Linked DNA regions of Homo sapiens: region 2 is linked to region 1. Evidence: chromatin contacts called from ENCODE Hi-C or POLR2A ChIA-PET data. All regions are on one chromosome and are shown on one strand. Each heading gives the region's core, a stretch centred on a gene start or an enhancer-like site at or near the end of the contact. The rest is flanking DNA. Distances are from core to core; before and after follow the strand shown. Region 1 has its middle 85 kb from the start of LINC01121. Region 2 holds the start of LINC01121 (long intergenic non-protein coding RNA 1121).

What was found. A loop is a pair of places that touch in the nucleus more often than their neighbours do. ChIA-PET counts read pairs that join two places held with the same protein, here RNA polymerase II (POLR2A). Pooled maps may share reads with other maps.
Region 2: a loop to region 1 is called in a map of chondrocyte, with 2.1 times the contacts of the local background. The contact joins the promoter of LINC01121 here to the enhancer-like site in region 1. A Hi-C loop is called at or near these places in 3 of 168 maps with a recorded cell type or tissue (ascending aorta, breast epithelium and chondrocyte) and 1 of 50 pooled maps. POLR2A ChIA-PET finds 5 or more read pairs at or near these places in 3 of 52 experiments (HEK293, MCF 10A and activated T-cell).

The regions. Positions count from the first base shown.
Region 1 is chr2:45,167,496-45,172,186 of GRCh38, reverse strand. No RefSeq gene overlaps it. Among named protein-coding and RNA genes, the nearest start is that of LINC01121, 85 kb to the left of the region's middle. RefSeq lists enhancers at 1,100-1,729, 2,595-3,095. Within about 2 kb of position 2,831, at least 8 of the 41 ENCODE cell types and tissues checked have a DNase peak (open chromatin) inside an H3K27ac peak, as active enhancers do; they include ascending aorta, where a contact is called at or near this core.
Region 2 is chr2:45,252,892-45,257,582 of GRCh38, reverse strand. It overlaps LINC01121 (long intergenic non-protein coding RNA 1121), which reads left to right and starts at 2,642. Exons shown (of 6, transcript NR_033831.1): 1 at 2,642-2,916. RefSeq lists enhancers at 1-430, 431-1,004.

The DNA.
Region 1 (4,691 bases), core at 1,582-4,081:
CATTATACTGAAACACAACTATATATTTTTAAGACTTTAAATAGTAAAAGCATAAAAGATGTACTAATTTCACATTTTGAGGTAGAAAAGACAAATGAAACTGAGGCAAACTTCTGGTTAGTTCTTTATGTAATATGCTATTTTTGTTTTTCAAAAGTCACTTTCTGCAACTAAACTCTTAGAATTAAAATAACTATGAAGAAATATCCCCAGAAATACTGAATGTGTGTCATTAAAAAGCACAATTTAGACTGTTGCTTAACAGCTGAAATGTTCACATACTGCAAATTCAGGTAACACTTGGACAGTTAAAAGCAATTATTCCGAAAAATAATTGCTTAGTAGTTTAAGAGAGTTTCATTCCAAGTGACTCTGAAAACATTTATTCCTTCCACACAAATGAGAATGCATGGTCAAGGTTCTAACGGGACTTGCAAGGAGACTTTTCAGACCTTTTCAAGAATCAGTTTTGAGAAATGCATTTAATGATGCAAAATAAAAATTAAGATTCCATCTGTTGGAGCCACCTTGAACACTTGTCAGAAGAACACAAGCAGAAAGGAGTATTTAAGCATTCTGTAACACGACCATTTGAAAAAAAAGTAAAATATTTTGTGTTGTTTTGAGAACTGCATTTTTCTTGTCCTCTCACATTAAGTGGCCTTGGATCTAAGGCTTGTTAGAAGACATGTTCAGAACCTGTTTCCTTGTATTAGAAGACACGGAAATCTGGCTCTCAACTGCCAACAGGCTTCGTGGGCATTGCTATGCCATGAGAATTCTAATATATTTTTCATTATTTCCACAAAGGCATATAGAGTGTGTACATTACACACAGCAGTATAATTGAGCTGAACTGGCCTGGTGCCGCGTTTTTGCTGACTCAGCACATGGTTTCTCTTTCCCAGATTACTAAAACAACTTTCCTCTGAGGTAAAAGCTCCGCAGAAAAGCAAAGGGGAATAGAAATACAGAGGGGCCTTATTTTCACCCTTAATTATACCAAGTCCAAAGGCAAATGCAAAATCAGATCGAACTTTTTGAGGCTTCAAAAATAAAAAAATGTCCCCCTTTGCTTCTCCTCCCAACCCCTGCGCCCGTGGGAGTCACAGTAAATTAGAACCCAGCTTGTTTTTCAGCGATGAATTTGCACCGGGCCTCTTGCGCTTGGGGTGGCGTCCTCGATGCGGATTGCCCGTGCCTTTTTTACGCTTTGTGTACGGTATTTTAAGCGAGGCAGGCCAACCTCGTTTTGTATGGACTTGCACCAGCAAACATTTAAGAGTTTCGCATCAAGGATACTGCATATCCCAGACACTGCGTACAAACTTTTAGGACTTGGGGTCACAGCACTTGTTCCCCTTCTCCGCCCGCTTCAGCGCTAGAGCCTGCAGAGATTTAGGGTCATGTGTGCGCGCCGGCCCACAACATACTACTAAGTGGCAATGGCCGGTTCCCAGACGCATCCAACATCCTTCAAGTTCGGTTTTCTGCTCCCTAACACACTCAGCCATTGGTGCAGCGGGAATCACTGGGCTCCGATTAGCACGCGGGACAGAGGCAGGCGGAATACTGTGAACCTCCGGTCTGCCCCCCTAAGCCCCTCATCTCCCCCATGACCCGCTAGCTAATCAGTGCAAATGCCGTAGGAGGCCAGGCCCGCAACTGGCATTCCAGAGAGCGCGGACCACCAGCCGAGCTTTAAATAAGTGCAGATGTGACAGGCAGGGGAGACCCAGGGAGGGCCGCCTCTCCCGCCCCGCACCTCCCTCCAGGCTCAGGCCGGTGCGCCGCAGGCAGCAGCCATGCACACAAGGCGCCCGCGGGCAGTAATGTTGCCCGGGACTGGGGCGCACACCAAGTGACTGCAAAGGGAACGGAGGCCCGCGAGTTCGAGGGCAGCGCTGGAATGGTGTGAGCCCCGTCACCCATCCCTTCCTTGGCCCTACGGCTTCTTCCTGAAGAGGCTGGGGGATAGCGGCCCATCCTCGCCTCCACCCGTCCGACCGTCGGGAAATCCCGAACCCGGCTGGCTGGAAAGCCGGGAAGGTCTGGCTCATCCGCCGCAAGGCCTAGCCCCACCGCCGACAGCCGGGAATCGCCCCCACCCCACACGGAAATGCACCTTTCCGGTTCCCAGCCCCGAGCTGGGAGCCGGGCGAGAGGGCGAGGTTGCAGGCGTCTCTGCCTGCGGGCGGCGGTGTGCGGTCCTGGGCGTGCGGGCCGCGGCGCGGGGACAGCTCAACTCCAGGACAGCGCCACGCGACCGCCACCGCGGGGTGGGGCCTGACCCGGGGCGAGAGACCGCCCTTGGAACCGCGACCCTCAGCCTCCGCTCTAGCCCGACTGCTGGCTCCGTATCTACAGGGCTGGTGGGAAAGCAGAGAGAAGGAGGAAACGGACCCTGGCGCGCCCCGGTGTTTCGTCTGCCCGGAGCTAGACTCCGACTGTCTTCACAACTACCATCCCCAACTACCCTACCTCGGGCGGCTCCACTCACTCCATACCGGCCCGGGTCTCCCAGCCCGCGCGGCCATTCTCGCCTACGGTCTCGCCCTCCAACCCGGGCTCAGCTTCGGGTCGGAGCAAACCCGCTTTCGCCCGTCCCCGCCCGTCTCCGCGGGTGCCATTCCGTTCGCCCAGAGGGTGGCGGGGTTCGGAGCTGCAGAACACTTGGCTGCTGCCCGCCGACCTCACCCCACCAGCCCCCCCGTCTCCCCGTCACCCCGGTTCCCCAGTCCGTGGCGCTTCCCTCCCTCCAGTCCGCGCGCCCGGCCGCCGCAGGAGCGGCTCCCCGCCTTAGCCCGCAGGCCGCGAGGTGCACGGCCCTCTCTACCGAGAAGCCTGACCGCCCCGGGCCTCCCCGTCGGCCTCCAGCGCCTACACCCGTTTCGGCGCCCACTCTTCGTTCTGCGCCCCTAGATGCCCATCGGCTGCGGGAGAGGCTCCCGGAAAGCTCGGTGGGGCCCCGCGCAGAGCCCGCCCGCCGGAGCCGCAATGCTGCCATGGTTTCCCCGCGCCACCAGCCAGGCAAGGCGCGGCGCGAAGGGCTCTGGGAGGAAGCCGTCGGCACCTGCGGGCACTGCACCCTCCACTCCCCGCCTGCCGTCCCCCGCCTGCCGTCCCCCGTCCGCAGCGCCCACAGCCACGTGCGCGGAGCGGAGCTGCTCCCGGCCGGGGGCAGCCCAGCCCCCGGCGCCTGAAGGGGCCGCCGCGCCCGCCCCGCACCTGCACCCTCCTCTCCCACTTGCCTTTCCATCTGCGCGCGGAAATGCCACGGGCTTAGAACAAACTTTTATTTTTTTTCAGCGACATTCACGAGAGAGACGAATAGGACACGGTCATCCGAGTGCCGAGGCGCGGAAGCGCGAACTGCCCGGAGCGACCTGGCTTGGCGCACAGACTCATTAACCAAGCCCGAGAGGAGGCAGCAATGCGTGTGCGGGAAAGGGAGCGGTTCTCAAAATACAAAGTGATAAAACAGCTTCCAGTTATATTGAAAAACGATGCAAACCCTCAATTCCTTTTTTTTTTTTTTGGACCTGGCCGGACCTGGAAATGCCGGTTATAAACAAGAATAAAAACTTGAATTTATTGGTGGAAGTCCTGTTAAAAGAGCTCAACACAAGCATATGAGACAAACTGCAAGGTGATGAGACGACCATGCTATACATTGAGGGGAGAGTCGAATGAATTTTTCTATTATTTTGTAAAGTGCAAAATTTAGCTAAACAAATTTAGCTAGTGCAAAATTTGCTGCAGGTTTCCCTACAGCAAACGATCTCAGATAATATGGTTACTTTCCTAATGTAAGAATTCTTGGTGATGTATCACCTAAAACAGCACTCACAAGATTTCTGATCATGTAACATAAACAGCAGGACATAACCAAGCTAAAGAGCTAAGTCTCCTTGTGTAAATACTTAATTCCATCATTCAAAAATAGTTGTTGGTTTGTATAGTAAATCTAAATCACCACAGGGCCAAACATAGCTGCCTTTTCATGAGTAGTATCTCAACTTTCCTCCAACCCCAAAGAAGACAAACTCAATGTCAGTATTTTGTTCTTTAGCGGGGAATAAATTGTTCTTTTCAGCCGCTTGAGGTGCTCCGGAATAAGATGTTCGAAGCGTTTCTGTAAGGATAGCCTGGCTGATGGTGCAGGTGTGGGCTGATTTAAATTACTCGCTTTTGTGTTTTTCCACAGGGTCAAATGTAGGCACTGATTTTAGGGAAGGCAGAGAAAGTAAGACTTCCTGAGTTAAAATGCCCATGTGCCCAGCCTCAGATAAAAAAGAGAATACAAACCTGACAAGGCATTAGCTGATGCATCAAATGATGTGCCTATCAGCATGCATGTCATCAATAAAAAAATTATTTAATATTTGCATTCAATTAGTCAAATGATTCCACCATTTTAAGAATTTTCACATATAAGAAATTAGTAAAATAATCAGTCAAATATTCTACACTCATTTAATGGTAAATTATCGAGCAGCAGTATCCTTATTTAATTTGTAGGTGTATTTAATAGGGAATTGGAGTGGTTAAAAATGGAGTGCAAGAATTTCAGTTAATTTTTCTAGACTAGTGGCAAATACTAACAAAATTACTCAAGCATTTTTTAAAAAAATCATTTTGGAACAAAAGACTAACTGTAGGAAACAAGATCAGAACAGACTTAAATTAAC
Region 2 (4,691 bases), core at 1,393-3,892, 86 kb before region 1:
GCGGAGGCAGAGGGGAAGGGATGTTGCATATTTACATTTAAATTCTTAGTTCAAATAAACCAGCTCTGGCTAGGCAAGGGGGAGGGGAGGGAGCTCAGCTGTCAGGTCCAGGCCTGCTGCGGTCCCCTGTCCTCCAGGCTGCCTAGGCTGGGCTGTGGTTGGGTCAGGCAGGAGGAGGTCAGAGACCTGGTCATCCAGAGAGCGCTGGCGAAGGAGCCCCAGGACACCGGGGAGGCTTTGGGAGCTGCTCTCCTTCAGTTATTTCAGCACTCCTGCGAGGAAAGAGTGAGGAAGCCCTGGCATAGTAAGAACTTGCCCAGCTCTGTGGTGAGGCTGGAGTTTGATCCTGACTCTGAAAGCCCGTGCCGCCTCTCCCCACAGTGCCTTGGTAAACGGAGAGGGACTAGACCCAGACATTCCTCTGGGTAAGAAGCCTTTCAGCACCTGGGTCGGCCTGGCCCAGCCCAGCTGCCCTGCTCCATGTTCCTCCCGCTTCCACAGCGGGAGCTGCTCCAGGCTCCTCTCCTGCCATGGCTCCGCTTGTCCCCATTTCCCAGCCTAGGCCTGAGCTGCAGTTGGGGATGCTGAGGGTCTCCAGACTTGGTCTCCTGAGCTGCCTGTCCCACTCTTCAGGTAACTGAGCACAGTGCTAGCCTGGTTCCTGAGCTGCAGCTCCTGTTCCTGCTGCGTCCTGCCCCCACTGGCCAGCCTAGGGCCTCAGCCCCACAATGGCCAAGACTCCAGCTTGCTCCATTCAGACGTCTGGCTGCTTGAAGCCAGCCTCTGGCTTGGCATCCTTGCTGAGATTCCACAACTTCTGGGCAACCCTCTCTTCCCCCACCACCTCCCCCCACATCCCTATCCCACTGCTCAGAGTCCACTTGGCCGAGGACTAGAAGAAGCCATGCCCAGTGAACTGAATATCTGTTGCATCAGACTGCTCCTGAGGCCCCGTCCTGGCTCCTGCGCTGCTGCATTTGTAGACCTGGGGCTACATCATGTCCCTTCCTTAGCATCTGGAATTGCTGTGTATAGAATGCTCAGTGCTATTCCTTACTGCTCCTGAGATGTGAGAGCCGCCCTGAACATCTAACCATGTTGGGTGATTCTTTTTTTTTTTTTTTTTCCATCTGCCTCTCTATTTCTGTTTGCAGGAGCCTTATTTAGAGTTAAAGGGCCCAGGCCCAGGGGGAAAAGATCAGTGACTCAGGCCACAGCTGTTCCTTCTGCCCTGGACAAAGGCAACAGAGTCCCTGCTCCCTGACAACCCCATAGCACCAAAGACAGTCTTGGTTCTATCACAGTTTAGCTTATTCGCACTTGGATAGACCAGAAAGAAAACTTCTATATGAAATAAAATTATGTTGTAACTTTGCAGACCATTCATTCAGTAACGTTTATTGAGAGTCTACTACATATCAGACACTATTCTAGGCCTGTAGGGTACATCAATGAATTAAAAAATCCCTGCCATCATAGAACTTGCATTCCAATAGGTATGAACAGATAATAAATAGCAATCATAAAAAATAAAAACCGCATACAGAAAGCAAAAAAATGCCATAGAAAAAACAGAGCGGCCTAAGAGTGAAGGAAAATACTGAAGTCGGGGGTGGGTTACATGTTCAAGGAGGGTGTTTGGAGCAGGCCTTATACAGAAGGTAAGGTTTGAACATAAACTTGAGGGAAAAGAGGAAATTAGCCATGAGGGTATCCAGGAAACGTCATTCCAGGGAGAGGGAACAGCCAGTGCAAAGACCCCAAGGCACGAGTATGTCTGGCATGTTTAAGGAACAACAAGATAGCCGGAGTGGCTAGAGGGAAGTGAGCAATGAGGGAAGTAGAGGGGGGTGAGGTCAGAGAGATCACAGGGGCCAGATTCATATATGGCACTGCAGGCACTGTAAGGGTTTTAACTTTTTTATGTTCCTACTTCAGCAAATTAATAAAGATCAGCCTCTCTCCTTAGTCAAGCTAGAGTTCAAGAAATTCAACAAGAATTTCTTGAATTTGTATGCCAAGCCCTGAGCTCACATTAATGAGCAGAATATTCTCTGCCTTTACGAAGTGCAAGTTTGGATCCAAGTGTTGGCAGCAGCATGTGCAGAGGAAAGGGGTACAGGACCAGGGGTTAGGAGACCTGAATTCAAGGCCTGCCTTTCCACTTTACCTTGACCATTCACCAAACCCTGGCTTTCTGTCACTGGAGATAATTACTTATGCCCTGGTTACCTCCTAGGTCTCCTCTGTCCCTTCCCTTGGGTCAGGTAGATGGAGTCCTTGTTGTCATCTTTGCATGCTCACTGCTCTCCCTGTGACCTCATTGGCACTCACTTTGCCTGGTGAGAACCAGCGTCTGCCATTTATTCATATCTCTAGCATGAAAAACACATCCAGGGGTGTCTGCTTTGCAAAGGAAATTTACCCATTCCTTCTATTTCATGCCTTCCTGATCAGATAAAGCTGCATTTGGTGCTAACTTTTAAGTCAAGTATGCAAGACTCCAACCAACAATAACAAAGACAGGCCCACAGGTTGCTGAACCGGGTGAGCTTTTAAAATGCATTCAGAGAGTGTGAGGTTATTAATAAGGAGACAAATATCTCATTTCAGGCTACAAAGCAGACCCCACAGTGGGGCATGGAAATGCTGGGCCCTTCGAGGTTAGCTTAAACTGAAGAGAGGAACTTGGTTAGAATACAGACATCTCTGATGCTGTGTCCCGGATGTTGAGCTTCCAGCTCTGATGGCACGTTCTGTCAACTCAGCTCTGTTTTGAGTGGAACTGAACACTCAGTGATGGCTAAAAACAGCAGTTGACTAAACTAATTAAGCTACATGTAGACGGTGACGGAGGCGGAAAGATAGGCCGAGACAGGCCCTTTGGAAATTATCCTGAGCATTCTTCTTTTACAGGTGAGGACACCAAGGCCTGTGGGTCACATTGTGATTTTGTGATAATGATGAGACTGAAGTTTCAGTTTCCTGGTTCCCACTCCAATGTCATTTTCACCATGGGTACATTTGCCTCCTCTGGAGTCTCAGTGTTCTCAATGTCCTTTCCTATCTGTGTGACTATGGTCTCCTGGGCCCAGAACTAGCAGAATGGACACTTGGAGATTTTTGGGGGTACAGTGATGGAGATGGACTCTGTTGGTCACAGTGGAAAGGACATTAGCTAAGGAACCTGAAGACCTGGGTCCGAGGCCTGGCTCTGCACTTATTTCCTGAGTAACGTTTATTTTTTCGTCTGTTTTTTCAACTGTAAAACATGAAGTATAGTTAAGAGAATGTGTGCTAAGGAACTCTGAAAACTGAAACTACACATGCAGATTTTATGACCATTATTTTCCATCTCTCTTTCCCAGATTCCAACGTGGTGTTTGTGAGGTCATGGCTCTTAATTAGAGGTGAGGTCTTGGACCAGGGGATGTGAGAAAGCCGGCTGTCCTCAAATGGGCCCGACATGGGACCCTGGCCTTCATGGTCATCTACGCAGGGCTTCTTCTCCCGCTCACTCCCCACTCTCTATCACACCCCCAGCTTGACAGCCTCGCCAGCTTTCTCAGCAGTCCTCAGGTACTCCCCGCCTTCAAGTTTATCCTTATACCTGGAAATTTCTCTTCTTTTCTTGGGGGAACTCCTCCTTTCCTTTAACATGTTAGCATTCCTTCTTCACTAGGACTATTTCCTACTTCCCAGGACAAATTAGTTGCCATCTCCTCTGTGTGGTGGTGAAGAGAATGAACTCTAGAGCTAGACCATGTGGGTTGAAGTCCCAGCTCTGCCACTTACTAGGGGTTTGCCTTGGGCAGGTCATTTAGTCTCTCTGTCCCTCAGCTTCCTCACTGATAAAATGGGGATAATAAAAGAATCTATATCATAAGGTTATTCTGAAGAGTGAACAGTATAAGTTAAAGCATTTAGAACAATGCCTGATTCATGACATGTGCTATTTAAGTATTTTCTGCTATTATTATTAGAGTACTTAATATATCTTATGCAATATAATATAATAGATCACATATCTGCCTTCCCTACTCAGACTAATAGAGCCAGACGAGAGTCTTATTTTTCTGTTTTCTTAGTGCTTAACATCATGTCAGGAACATATTAGGTGCTCAATAAATGTTTGTTGGATAAATAATTGGGTACAGTGTACATGGTCAAGTGTGTGACATCATTCATGTCAACTTTTTCCCAGTAAATTTCGTGGGACAAACAGTCTATACCTCCGTGGCTTTGTATGAATCATTGTGGGATTTAAAAAACACTCAAGGCATTTTGTTTAAATAAATAACAAAAGAAAGTTGTCCTGGAATTTTAAACAGTAGAACTATAATATGAAAACAAGTGAAACTCATTTGGCAATAAATTACCACTTGGAGTAGTGGTCCCAGTTACACTGTTCTTGACATGGTTTCAAGAACAGAGTCAGGGCTGGGTTCTGTTTGAAGAGTAATTTTTAAAAAAGAAGATCCCCCCAGGTTGCTGGGATCATATGGTGTGATTCAGTACAACAAAGGGCTTAGACAAGTGGACACGGCCCCCAGAAGGGGACAGGCAAGCTAAGCAGATGCGGCGTGGGGGTGAGGTCACGGTGGAGTTGGGGTTATAATTTCCTGGAAGAAGTGGGTTTTAAGCCACTGGTTCCACTTCTGCTCTTAACCTAATTGCTGGGTACAATATCC